Linked DNA regions of Homo sapiens: region 1 is linked to region 2. Evidence: read pairs that join two places in POLR2A ChIA-PET (ENCODE). Cell type or tissue: Panc1. All regions are shown on one strand. Each heading gives the region's core, and the rest is flanking DNA. Links, peaks and the distances in the headings are about the cores only. Region 1 overlaps EMILIN2 (elastin microfibril interfacer 2). Region 2 overlaps LPIN2 (lipin 2).

Region 1 (7,201 bases), core at 2,157-4,656, 120 kb after region 2:
TAGAGTAACAAGCTAGCTTTTAAAATCTAAAACCCTGGCCGGGCGCGTTGGCTCATGTCTGTAATCCCAGCACTTTGGGAGGCCGAGGCGGGTGGATCACGAGGTCAAGAGATCGAGACCATCCTGGCTAACATTGTGAAACCCCGTCTCTACTAAAAATACAAAAAATTAGCTGGGTGTGGTGGCACGCGCCTGTTGTCTCAGCTTCTCAGGAGGCTGAGGCAGGAGAATCGCTTGAACCCAGGAGGCAGAGGTTGCAGTGAGCTAAGATCGCGCCACTGCACTCCAGCCTGGGTGACAGAGCGAGACTCCATCTCAAAAAAAAAAAAAAAAAAAATCTAAAATCCTTTTCACTTCTCAGTATTTTTGCCCTGATCATATAGGGTAATGAATAGAAGTTTTCCCCACAATTTATCACCCCTCATATCCCAAAAGACAGAACTATTCTACAGTCCAAAAGAAAGGTGATGAAAGAAAACCACAGCAGCTCTGCTGCGAGGCTTGGTCCCAACTTGGCTGCAGCAGACAGTGAAGTTGTTATTCTTAGATTTGCTAGGAGAGCCGTACCTTCCTTCTGAGCAAACTCACATGGCTAAAAATGACATCATCTCCAACTGCAGGCTGCGCCCAACCCCTTGAAATATAGCTCATGCATGCCTTCCACTGTGGGAGACGCATCACAAAACTCAAGGCACTGCCCTAAGCGTGGGGAGGTGGGGAGTGAGTGTGGGGCATCCCACGAGCCTTAGCTAACTGGCATGGCTGAACCATCGAAGACTTGATGGAGGCCCACACACCCTCCTAAAGAATTATTTTGGGGAGGGCCATTGCTGCTGCAGGCTGTTTCAGCCAAATACATTCTATACTATCCCATTCTGAAACAGACATCATGTTTCCTCATTCCTGGAGGCAGAATCACAGAACACTGGTCTCACGATCCCTCCCTCATCAGCTCCCCGAGTGTTCCCACGGCACGGCCATGAGAACATCTGCTGGCCTGAGCCATGAGCGTGGTGCTCACCATGAAGCGACCCTCCCTCCGTGGACTTGTGATCCAACCCTTTCTATTCAGAGCTGCTGAACAACTCTATTTTGATTACTTCCTTTCTTTTTTAATGGCCCAAGTTCTCCTACAAAAGTCACAAGAATGACTGACATCCTTTCTCCTGCTCTTCCCTTGACCTGGGCTTTCACTGGTTTGCAGCACCGGCACCCCTCCCTCTTCAAGGACTTTGGTCACCCTGTGCTTTCTCTTCCCAGGTGCCACATCCTCCAGCCACACTTCAGCATGTAGCTGCCCATCCACTGTTCTCAGTGTTGCTTTTAGATCCTGTACATCAAGAGAAGTGGCCGTGACATCCCACTTGGAATCAATTTCAGACCTTTGGGTGAAGGCCACAGATGCTGACAAGCTCTTAAACAGGCCACGCCTGTAAACGGTGCCAGTCACTCAGAAGCATCGAAAATCTGGAGACATTAAGAGTTTCTTTGCAGATTTAAACATAGTTTCTTCCTTTCGGAAAATTTCTTCTCGTTTTTAAAAAATCTAGATTTGAAAACACAGGAACACTTATATTTCTGTTCTAATTTATGACCATATGGAAGGAAAAGGACCCAAACATTATAACCTAGTTTCAAATTTCTTCCATAGTCCAGGCTAACACAGTATTACTATGTTTTTGAAATTCACACTTCACATAGTGAGGTGCAGATGTTTTCATTCGCCTGTACTCTGCTCAGAAGGGGCATGGTGTTTCTGGAAAAAAGTGCCAGAGCCCAACCCACCTCCAGGCCTGGAGGGATGGACAGCACCAAGGAGGGGAGGGGGCTGCTTAGCGAGATAAAGAGAAGAACTGATGCAAAGTTATTTTCCCCATTCTGTATGTCACCGCATGTCTTCAGCAAATGATGGTACACACACACACACAGGAATCTATCCAACAACAAAAAGTAATCAACTACAGCTGGGTGCAGTGGTGCACACCTGGAGTCCTAGCCACTCAGGAGGCTAAGGAGGAAGGATTACTTAAGCCCAGGAGTTTGAGACCAGCCTGGGCAATATAATGAGACACTGTCTCTTAAAAAAAACAACAACAAGAAGTAATCAACTACTAATACATACTATTATACAACATGAATGTGTTTATTTGCTCTTAAACGGGAGCGGTGATGGAGGAGGTGGCCATGCGGGGGTAAGAAGGAAAGAGGAGCTTTTCTCCAGGACAAATCAGGGTGGCCAACGGACTTTTAAGGTTGGTGACAACTATGATGTCCTTTAAGTCATTTGTGTTTTGACAGTCATCAGTAAAGTCCTCACAGCTTATGCAGGCTTGTGGGACTGTACTTCTATTGGAGAACTTGAGGGTATAAGGTTTGATACCACGGCCAACCCAGAGTGGTTCAGAGAGCTAGCGCAGAACTTAGGAGGCCGCAGGACACTAAGCCTTGGGAATTGCCCGTCTACAGGGAAGATTTGGGGCTGCTACAACTCCTGTACTTCAAGAGGAATGAGACACATATATAGACTTTTGGGGTGAAGAGGAACCCAACTGACATCTGTTCACGATTTTTTCCATTTTTTAAATTTTTATTTATTTATTTATTTATTTTGAGATGGAGTCTTGCTCTGTCGCCCAGGCTGGAGTGCAGTGACGCGATCTTGGCTCACTGCAAGCTCCGCCTCCCGGGTTCACGCCATTCTCCTGCCTCAGCCTCCCGAGTAGCTGGGACTACAGGCGCCCGCCACCACGCCCGGCTAATTTTTTGTATTTTTAGTAGAGATGGGGTTTCACCGTGTTAGCCAGGATGGTCTCGATCTCCTGACCTCGTGATCCACCCGCCTCGGCCTCCCAAAGTGCTGGGATTATAGGCGTGAGCTACCGCGCCCAGCTATTTATTTATTTTGTTGAGACGGAATCTTACTCTGTCACCCAGGCTGGAGTGCAGTGGTACAATCTTGGCTCACTGCAATCTCTGCCTCCTGGGTTCAAGTGATTCTCCTACCTCAACCTCCTGAGTAGCCGGGATTACAGGCATGTGCCACCATGTCTGGGTAATTTTGTATTTTTAGTAGAGATGGGGTTTCGCCATGTTGGCCAGGCTGGTCTTGAACTCCTGACCTCAGGTGATCCACCTGCCTCGGCCTCCCAAAGTGCTAGCATTATAGGCATGAGCCACCATGCCCGGCCCCGGCCTGTAAGTGTTAAATATAGGTGGCTTGCTTCCCATTTCTTTAAAATTAAGTTTTTGGTTTTGTTTTTTTTTTTTAAATCACATAATCTGCATTATTTTGTTGTTTTATTTAAATAAAACACTTAAGATCTGTGGGTTAAGCAGTGTTTCTTGTCCTCTTAATAATAAACATGGGCATAAGCTAGCCCACGACTCAAAAAGACTTCACTTTGCCTCAATCAATTTTTGCAAATAAAATATAAAACCAGACATGGTATTCTCAAAGAAGCCACACAATTAATATTAAAATAATTCCCTATGTGTTTAGTATTCACCTTTTTCAAACAACAGTTATATCTTTGGTCACTGTATCCTCTTGGTAACACCAAACTCTTCTCTATAGTGGCGTGACATGAACCCTCGCAATTTGAAAGCTGTGTCATAGATCAGAGAGTCACTTACAGCTTAGCAAAAAACATGTAAAGGTCACACTGAGATTGCCAAGTAAGTAATCTACATTACAATTTACATCATTACTTTGGTTGATTTAACTAGAACCTACTGTATCACATCATTTTAGCTGCAAGCTACTGCTTTTTCATCGAGTATTAAAAACCATTTTCAGTCCAGGCATGGTGGCTCATGGCTGTAATCCCAGCACTGTGGGAGGCCGAGGCAGGAGGCTCGCTTGAGCATAAGGGTTCGAGGCCAGCCTGGGCAACATGGTGGGACCCCATATGAATTTTTTATTTTAAAAAAACCAATTTCAAAGACTATATCTCTCACAATTCCATTTAAAAAATACAAGCCATGGACAGTTGTTCAAATTTATAGTCTCCATGACTGAAAATTGAAAACCCAACCCAGATCACGTGATTCTTAGTAGAAGGAAAGACAAGCTAAAAACACATGCTTTTTCATCCATTCATTGAGCAACAGCAGCATCCTTTGGATGCCTACCAGGTGGTACCCAGGCACCACGGCCTTTCTTGAGCCGTCAGTATTCAATATGAAGCAATTATACTGATATGGAAACTATATGAACAATAAACTTATCTCTATCATCCATAACAACTGAGGTGCACTAGTCCCAGCTTGGCCAAAGATCAGTTACATCAGACAAGACCCAACCCTGCTCTAATCCTCAGTTACCTCAAATATCAACTAAGATTTATAACATTTGCTCCTCTTTTGCCCCCCAGACATTGAAAGGATAAAAAAGGAAAAAGCTTTGAAACAATAAAGCTTTACAGAAATGAAAATTATATACAATGTATTTATTTACCATAAGGCAAACATTTGCAATAAAACTAAAAACTTGGATTACCTCCGTAATAATGGACTCCATTGCCCACATGAAGGGTTATAGTTAATTTCCGACAATCAGGTGATGAATAATGAGGTCCTGAATGTCTCTCAGATAAAAGCAATCCTGCCATAACCTCCAAATGACAGGCCATGAACTAATTCAACTTCTTTTGCAACACGTGGTCCTTTCTAGCAATACCCTCAACAGAGGAGCACACAGATCCCCGCTCAGTGCCAAATCTCCACGTCCTCAGAACCTGTGGAGCAGGAGGAACTGCGGTCCCAGGCCCAATGCTCACACCCTCCACTGCCAGCTGGGCATCCCCCTCCATTCTGGCACGGACTGCCAGTCTCCTGAGTGAGTCCCTCCTGTGCCCCTCACCCCACATGGTCCCCCAACCCAAGTACGTTTTGCACACACAGCTGGGTAGCATTTGAAAGCACAGCTCTGATGATGTCCCTGCCAGGTGTGGTGGCTCACGCCTGTAATCACAATACTTAGGGAGGCAGAGGCAGGAGGATCACTTGAGCCCAGGAGTTCGAGGCCAGGCTGGGCAACATAGCAAGACCCCATCCTCCACAAAAAGGGGGGAAAAGCCCAAATTTGATGATGTCCCCAATGAAAGCATTCATGACCCTCCTCTGCATGGATAAGAAAGCCCACACTCCCAACCACAGTGTTCTGGACTGAATTGTGTGCCCCCCAGAAAGATATTTTGGAGTCCCAACCCCCAGTACCGGAAAATGTGACTTTATTTGGAGATAGGGTCTTTACAGAGGTGATCAAGTTAAAACAAGTTAAAACAAAGTCATTAGAGTGGGTACTGATCCAATAGGTCTAGTGTCCTTAGAAACCAGGGAAAATTTAGTTAACAGGTAGCTAAAGAAAAAAAGGGTGGTGGGGGAATTTGGAGACAGAGACAGACACACACAGAAGGGAAGATTATGTGAAGAGACACAGGGAGAAGACGGACATCTACAAGCCATGGAGAGAGGCCTGGAACAGATCCTTCCCTCGAAGCCCTCAGGAGAACCAACCCTGCTGATGTCTTGATCTACGACCCCCTGTGGACACCCACCTCCAGGTCCCTGCTCGTGTGTCTTGGCTTACGCTGACCTTGGCCTTCTCTCACATCTGCATATATTCAACTAGAAGCTTCCTTCAAAGCCATAAGACGTCACCACTTGCAAACAAGTTCTCGGATTCCTCCTGGCTGGAAATAACTTTCTTCTACCTCTGAACACCCCAGCACGTTGTGTTTCTCTTACTACAATTCTCATTCCCACCTTTTATGTCGTAATTATTTATGTTTATCTTTCAATTCACTTGCTAGATGTGCACTTCCAGAAGCCAACAGAAAGATCCTTACTGTATCACTGTAGAAACTAGTTCTGGGCCACATGTAGGCTTTGAACAAAAATATTTGTTTAATGAAACAAATAGTCTTCAAATAATAAGTCTTCTTTCAAGCCTGTTGAGCTTTCTGACAATTCAAAATGGCTTATGCTAATTATGAATCCTTAATCCAACATTTTCCAGGGCTATAAATGTGAAATGTTTTTTACTTCATTATGTTTTTATTTTTATTTACTTATTTCTTTTGAGACAGGGTCTGTCACGTAGGCTGGAGTGCAGTGGCACAATCATAGTTCACTGTAGCCTCAACCTCCCCAGCCCAAGCGATCCTCCCACCTCAGCCTCCTGAGTAGCTGGGACCACAGGCGTGCACCACCACGCCCAGCTAATTTTTGTATTTTTGGTAGAGACTGGGTTTTGCCATGTTGCCCAGGCTGGTCTCTAACACCTGAGCCCAAGTGATCCACCTGCCTCAGCCTCCCAAAGTGTCGTGTTACAGGTGTGAGCCACCATGCCTAGTCCATTATTATCTAGTGTTCTATATCTGTAATGTATTTCCCATATCAGTTGTTCTTCAGAAACTCCGAGAAGTATCCTTACTATCAGTAAAAGTTATTTTGCCCACTCTGTATTTCACCACGTCTTCAGCAACTATACAAATGATGGTACACACACACACACACACACACACACAAACACACACACACACACAGAGGAATCTATCCAACAACAAAAAGTAATCAACTACAGCCAGGTGCAGTGGCACACACCTGGAGTCCTAGCCACTCAGGAGGCTGAGGTGGGAGGATCACTTAAGCCCAGGAGTTCAAAAACCAGTCTGGGCAATATAGTGAGATCCCATCTCAAAAAAAAAAATCAGCTACTGATACATACTACAACATGAATGAATCTCAAAATCTTTCTGTTCAATGAAAGAAGCCAGTCAAAAGAGAGTACAACCTGTATGACTCTATTTACATAAAACTTTAAAATATGCAAACTTATCCCTAGTGAGGGAAAGTGGATCAGCAGTTCCCAGGGAGGGGGTACGTGGAGAGAAACTGGAGGGAGAGATTAGCAAGGGATATGTTGATTGTGATGTTGGTTTCACGGGTATATATGTCAAAATATTAAACTGTACAACTTCAAATATGTGGCTTACTCATGTAAATTATACTTCAATTAAGCTTTTTTTTTTTTAACTATGTAATTTCTGCATTAAGGTATTTTTAAATCTCTTCAAATCTGTGAAAGGGAAGTACCAGAGAAGTCTTTTCTTGACTATGCAATAACATATTTCAATTACATAGAAACTAAAATCAGCATCATTAAGTCTTTGTCAAAGTTTCAGAATGTAGGTTTAAC
Region 2 (7,201 bases), core at 3,044-5,543:
CACTCCAGCCTGGGTGAGGGAGTGAGACTCTGTCTCAAAAGAAAAAGAAAAATACAAGCCTCCAAAAATGAAATGTACATATTTATGATGTGTTGATTCTGGCACCTCTTATGCAGAAGTTTACCATTAGCAAATATAGCAAACTTGGTGCCATTGGCAAGGCCTTTGTAGAACCAAATGATGCTTTATTTGGAGATGGTGGGATGTGGGTCTGTTATTCTGGGATATATATGATACTCAATAGATAGATAAAGATATTGGTCGAGCGTGGTGGCTCACGCCTGTAATCCCAGCACTTTGGAAGGCCGAGGTGGGTGGATCATGACGTCAGGAGATCGAGACCATCCTGGCTAACACGGTGAAACCCCGTCTCTACTAAAAATACAAAAAATTAGCCAGGCGTGATGGTGGGCACCTGTAGTCCCAGCTACTCGGGAGGCTGAGGCAGGAGAATGGCATGAACCTGGGAGCCGGAGCTTGCAGTGAGCTGAGATGGCGCCACTGCACTCCAGCCTGGGTGACAGAGAGAGACTCTGTCTCAAAAAAAAAAAAAAAAAAAAAAAAAAAAGATATTTTCCTGGGAGGTAAGCATGTAGTCATATCTTTTCTGCAACGTCACCATGCCTGTTGAAATGGAGAGGTTGGATGATGTAATTGATGGACATTATAAAAGAACCAATGTAACACTTTTATTTTTGGGATGAAGTCTTGCACTGTCACCAGGCTGGACTGCAGTGGTGCGATCTCGGCTCACTGCAACCTCCCACTCCCGGGTTCAAGCTATTCTCCTGCCTCAGCCTCCCGAGTAGCTGGGATTACAGGCATGCACCACCACGCTCAGCTAATTTTTTGTATTGTTAGTAGAGATGGGGTTTCACTGTGTTGACCACGATGGTCTCAATCTCCTGACCTCATGATCCGCCCGCCTCGGCCTCCCAAAATGCTGGGATTATAGGTGTGAGCCACAGCGCCCGGCCGTAACATTTTATTAATAAGTCTTAAGTTTGTCCATAGAGCTAATTACCTCTAATTCTTCAGTTTTGTCCTCCGTTATACACATGTAATAAGGAAGCTTGGTACCCTGCTTAAAAAATGTGACTGTGAAGGAATATGACCAGAAACTTACACAATGAAATGTACTTTGCACTTTAGGGACAGCATATACATTTCATCTATGCTGTCATTCTGGAAAACATTTTGAAACACCCCTTCCTTTTTAAATTGCTTTCAGAGTCTCACAGTGTATCCTTTTATCCCCAGCGGTGGAAAATCTTTACCCTTCAAGGTAGATTAGGTTTTTGGAAATAGCCAGAAGCCATTCAAAGCAACATCTGATGAACCACGCATGTCAGATGAATCATATTTACTTTTGGAGTATAAGAGTTCTGTGACTATGTGGTATTGACACTCATTTTTATCCTGTGTGGCACCTAAATTAAATTTAAAGATAGTTCTTTCAGGAAGAAAGGGGAGCCCTCATGTCATGTTACACAGTGGTGTATCAGTGGAATTAATTTATTGTAGCCTTCAGAGGTGATTGATTTAAAAGACAATATTCATACTAGAGTGTAGATGTGACTAAACAGTTTTACACCAAAACTTGGAAGAAGAGAAGACACTGGGGACAAATAGGCTGAAGAGTGGGGTTCAGTTGGATGAGTCTTAAGGCATAGGGAAATGGTTTGGGAAGTTAAAACATGCAAAGAGCTGATGATTGAAGCATTTAGATTTAGAAAGTCATTTGTTTTCCTTTCCAGTGTCCCTCATTATTAAATAGCTCCTTGATGGCTAGAATCCTATCCTAACAGTCATCTGCTAAGCACTTACTGTGGCATAGGTCTTGGAACTATTCAGTTCATAGTTCTTTTTTAATGAGAAGAAAAAAGAAAACTAGCATTTATTAAGCAGCTGGTGGTTTCCAGGCACCACCTCATGGGATCCTCACAGCAGTCCTACCTGACAGGTGCTCTGAACCCTGCTATATGAAGGGGGCCTGTGAAGCTTAGGTTGACCTGAAACTGAAGAAGGTTCCATCCTGGAGGTCTGTATCAAGTGGGAGAGCTGTGGTATAAAACTCCCTGTCTAAATTCAGCCAAGTCATGTGCTTGCCGGCCCACCCCTAACATGTTTGTGGGGACCCAGTCAGAACAGGCTTATCAATACAGGGCCATATACCATCTGTTTAAACCAGTGGTTCTCAGCTGCAGACAATTTTGCCCACACACCGCCCCCACCCGCCGCCGGGGACATTCAGAAATAACCGGAGACATTTTTTTGGCTGTCACCACTGGGGAGGGTGCTACTGGCATCTGGTGGTTGGAGGCCAGGGCTGCTACACTCCTCACCTCCCAAGCAAAGAATTATCTGACCAAAAATGTCAATAGGCTGAGAAAACCTGTATCTAAACTATTAAAAGCTGTAAATCCAAAGAAAAGATAAATGTTCGAGGGGATGGATATCCCATTTACCCTGATTTGAGCATTACACATTGTATACATGTATAAAATATTATTATATGTCCTCCCCAACTATGATATATCATTAAAAAATTTTTTTAAAGCTATAAATCCAGTCACCACCCCCATGGCCCGGCCTCCATGGCCACCAGTGGCCCTGCAGAAGCCTTGTCCTTTGCCAGCTGCCCTAGGGAGCCTGACCATAGGTCTGCTGCACACATCTACACTGACCAGGGCACAGGTCTGGGGCAGCTTGGCTTGTGATAACCACCTGTTCCTTTAGCTAAATTGTCTTCAAAAAACTTTCCTAGAGGTCTGAAATGAAGAAGAAAAACACTTACTGCCTTTGTATTTTGGGTTTATGATACACAGAGCCTTCTAAAGTGCAGGACCCAGGACTAAAGGCAGTATTGGTACCTGAGATATTACAGGCACTGGGCAAGTTCTTGAATGATAGGCGTACATTTATGTACAGTCTGTACTGCTTCATTTTAAGGGCTGTTACTGTGTGGTGTAAGGCTAGATTGAGCATGTTTTAACTACTTTGGCTGGGAAGTAATTGACTTTTTCAATACCTGTATGCTCTCATCTTTCAAATAGCAGTGTGGTTTAGAACCAGAGGTTTTTTACTTGGGGTCTGCAGACTAACCATAGAGGGGTTCCATCGGATCCTCAGAGCACAAATCTGTGTATGGTTGTGTCGGTATACATGTATGCTGCTGGTTTGCATGTTTTCTGTAAAGAGGGTATATTGCAAAGCTTAGTTGGGTTCTCAGAAATGAGAATGGCACAAACTACTCATGGGCTATATATATTCTCTAGGGTTACTTCTAGATGTTTAGAAGCTAAGATTAGGAATTTGTGTTGAGATCAGAAGTGGATTTGTTGTGGTCCAGTGTAATTTTTGACTGAAGGAAGAAGCTCTCTGTTGTGTGTAGGTATACATAAAATGAAAGTTACACGTTAACTTTTTGTTGAAGTTATTGCTGTGGAATCACCAAGCTCGTGGTAAAAACTAAGTTGTGGGAAATACTTTGCTTTCTACTTAGTAGAGTTGAATGCTCAGAAAGCCATAGTTTTCGAAATGTCAGATTGTTTTACCTAGAAGGATACATAGAAATTATCTAGAAATTCACTTTTTGGGTGAGGAAATTGAGGGTTAATGATATTCAGTGAGTTGTTCAAATAACCTAGGAAGTTTGTAACAGTATAGGAATAGAAGATGATATTTATAGCCAAGAACAAATATATTCTCATTTTAAACTATGGACTGTATTGACATTGCTTTACATTTCAATTAGAGTTTTATTGCATAATTTTAATTCCTATTTTTCTTCTCCTACCTTTTTTCTTTCTTCTTTCTTCTTCTTTCTTCTTTGTTCCTTTCTCCTTTCTTCTTTTTTCCTTCTTCCTTTCTTCTTTCTTTTTTCTTCCTCCGTCAGGGTCTCGCTCTGTTTCCCAGGCTGGAGCGCAGTGGTGCAATCATGGCTTACTGCACACTCAAGCTCCTGAGCTCAAGCCATCCTCCCACCTCAGCCTCTGAGTACTACAGATGTACACCACCACACCTGGCTAATATTTAAATTTTTTTTTTTTTTTTTTTTTGAGACGGGTCTCACTGGCTGGAGTGCAGTGGTGCTATCTCAGCTCACTGCAAGCTCCGCCTTCCAGGTTCACGCCATTCTCCTGCCTCAGCCTCCCGAGTAGCTGGGACTACAGGCGCCCGCCACCAGGCCTGGCTAATTTTTTTTTGTATTTTTAGTAGAGACATGGTTTCACTGTGTTAGCCAGGACGGTCTCCATCTCCTGACCTCATGATCTGCCCGCCTCGACCTCCCAAAGTGCTGGGATTACAGGCATGAGCCACCGCACCCGGCCTAAAGATTTTTTATAGAGATGAGATCTCACTACTGTATTGCCCAGGCTGGTCTTGAACTCCTGGAACTCAAGATCTGCCCACCTTGGCCTCCCAAAGTGTTGGGATTACAGGTGTGAGCCACTGTGCCTGGCCCCATTGCATAATTTTCTAATTGTAGTAAGATTCAACCATTTTTGAATGTATGATTTCATGGTATTAACTACCATTTACTATGTTGTACAACCATCACTGCTATTTCCAAAATTTTTCATGACTCTAAACTCTGTAACCATTAAGCAATAACTCTCCATTTCCTCCACCTGGTAACCTCTAATCTACCTTTTATTTATGAATTTGCCTATTCTAGATATTTCACATAATTGGAATCATATGACATTTGTCCTTTTGTGTCAGGCTTATTTCCTTTAGCATGTTTTCAGGGTTCGTCCATGTTGTGGCATGTATCAGAACTTCACTTGTTTTCATGACTGAATGATATTCCATTGTATGAATATAACACATTTTGTTTCTCCATCTGTTGATGGACAGTTGTGTTGTTTCCACATTTTGGCTGTTGTGAATAATGCTGCCGTGAACACTGGTATACAAATGTCTGTTTTCAGTTCTTTTGTGTATGTACCTGGGAGTGAAATTGCTGGATTATATGGCAATTCTATATTTATTTTTTATTGTATTATACTTTTTTTTTTTTTTGAGATGGAGTCTCACTCTGTCGCCCAGGCTAGAGTGCAGTGGCGCTATCTCAGCTCACTGCAACCTCTGCCTCCTGTGTTCGGCAGTTCTCTACCTCAGCCTCCCAAGTAGCTGGGATTACAGGTGCACGCCACCACGCCCAGCTAATTTTTGTATTTTTAGTAGAGATGGGGTTTCGCCATCTTGGCCAGGCTGATCTTGAATTCCTGACCTCATGATCCACCCACCTCCCCCTCCCAAAGTGCTGAGATTATAGGCGTGAGCCACTGTGCCCGGCCTTATTATTATTATTTTTTGAGACAGGCCCTCATTCTGGTGCTCAGGTTGGAGTGTAGTGACATGGTCTCGGCTCACTGCAGCCTCGACCTCTTAGGCTCAAGCAGTCCTCCCACCTCAGCCTTCTCAGGAGCTGTGATTATAGGTGTACAACACCACACCTGGCTCATTTTGTTTATGTTTTGTAGAAACAGGGTCTCACTATGTTGCCTACACTGGTCTCTAACTCCTGGGCTCACATGATCCTCCCACCTTAGTCCGCCCCAGTGTGAGCCACTGTGCCGAGCCTGGTAATTCCATATTTAGCTTTTGAGAAACGACCAAACTTGTTTTCTACAGTGGTTACACCATTTGACATTCTCACCAACAGTGCACAAGTGTTTCAGTTTCTCCAGTTTTCTTTCTAACATATATTTTCCTTTTTTAAAAAAAGTTGACAATTTTATTTTCATATTTCACAATATAGATAAAAACTGCACTTTTTTTGTCCCACTTCTCCACTCCAAAATGATTCTTTCTTTAATAGGAAGGGGGAGCACCTTTTCTGTATCAGACTGATAAGAAAACACCCAGAGTCACAGCATTGTGATCTCCTGGTGAAGCAGAGCAAGCAATATAAAACTGATATAGGGAGGCCTCCCCTCTATCCTTTCTGTCTGCTCGAGTCATTCTGGGCCAAGTGGGCACCATCATGGGACAAGCAAGAGGTCTCATCATTGGGGGCCCAGGCATCATTGGCATGTGGCCTCCCATGGGCAGCCTCATTCCAGGAGCAGGTCCCACTGGCATCATCCCAGGAGGAGGGCCCCGTGTGGGGTGCTGGCATCATACCAGGATGAGGAGGACCCAGAAGACTGGAGGGAGGTAGTATCATTGTCCCTGCCGGCGGGGAACAGAGATTGAAGTAGGAAGTATCTTTCCTTGTTGAAGTGCAACCCTTATTTTGTCAGTCAGGCTCTGAGCCTGTTCTTCCATCCATTTCTAATAGTAATCTTTGACATTCTGTCTCTGTTTCCTACCACTGCAATATGTCTTTCTCATAAATGGAGAGTCATGGATGAGGTGTGTGTTGCAGTAGTCACGGCCATTGGCCACTCTCTTCCTTTTTAACAGAAACTATAGCCATCGTAGTGGGTATGAATTGGTATCTCATTGTGGTTTTGATTTGCCTTTCCCGGATGGTTAATGATGTTGAGCATCTTTTCAAGTATTTATTTGCCATTTTGTATATCTTCTTTGAAGAAGGGTTTATCTAGATCCTTTGCCCATATTTTAATTGAATCATTTGTCTTTTAGTTGTTGTAGGAATTTTTAAATATATTCTAGAGTTAAACTCCCCAATTTGCAAATATTTTCTTACATTCTGTATGATTCTTTTTCTTGATCATGTCCTTTGATACAAAAAAAAGTACTTTTAGTGAAATCCAATTTATCTAGTTTTTGTTACTCATGCTTTTGGTGTTATATCTGAGAATCATTTGCCAAATCCAAGATCATGAAGATTTACCCTATGTTTTCTTCTAAGAGTTTTATGGTTTTAGGTCATTAATCCATTTTGAGTTAATTTTTTAATATGGTGTAAAGTAGGGTTCCAACTTCATTCTTTTGCATATAGAAACTTAGTTGTGTCAGCACCATCCGTTGAGACTATTCCTTCCGCCATGCAGTGGATTTGGTACTCTTGTCAAATATCAATTGGCCATAAATGTTTGGGTTTATTTCTGGACTCTCAAGTCTATTCCATTGGTCTGTATGTCTGTTTTATGCCAGTACTACAATGTTTTGATTACTGTAATTTTTTTTTTTTTTTTTGAGACAGAGTCTCACTCTGTCACCCAGGCTGGAGTGCAGTGGTGCAATCTCAGCTCACTGCAGCTTCCACCTCCTGGGTTCAAGT

The links. ChIA-PET counts read pairs that join two places held together with the same protein. Peaks named below come from ENCODE experiments on the same cell type or tissue, not always from the same donor. Only the 100,000 strongest peaks of a DNase experiment are listed, where the experiment ranks them.
Region 1: POLR2A ChIA-PET joins it to region 2 with 6 read pairs; 3 of 35 experiments call an interaction of 5 or more read pairs at or near these places.

The regions. Positions count from the first base shown.
Region 1 is chr18:2,869,116-2,876,316 of GRCh38, reverse strand. All of the region lies in intron 2 of EMILIN2 (elastin microfibril interfacer 2), which reads right to left. Among named protein-coding and RNA genes, the nearest start is that of EMILIN2, 26 kb to the right of the region's middle. In Panc1, for the core only: no CTCF peak of the experiment used is centred there; no DNase peak of the experiment used is centred there.
Region 2 is chr18:2,989,835-2,997,035 of GRCh38, reverse strand. All of the region lies in intron 1 of LPIN2 (lipin 2), which reads left to right. It also overlaps the pseudogene SNRPCP4. Among named protein-coding and RNA genes, the nearest start is that of LPIN2, 20 kb to the left of the region's middle. In Panc1, for the core only: no CTCF peak of the experiment used is centred there; no DNase peak of the experiment used is centred there; H3K27ac peaks cover 97 bases.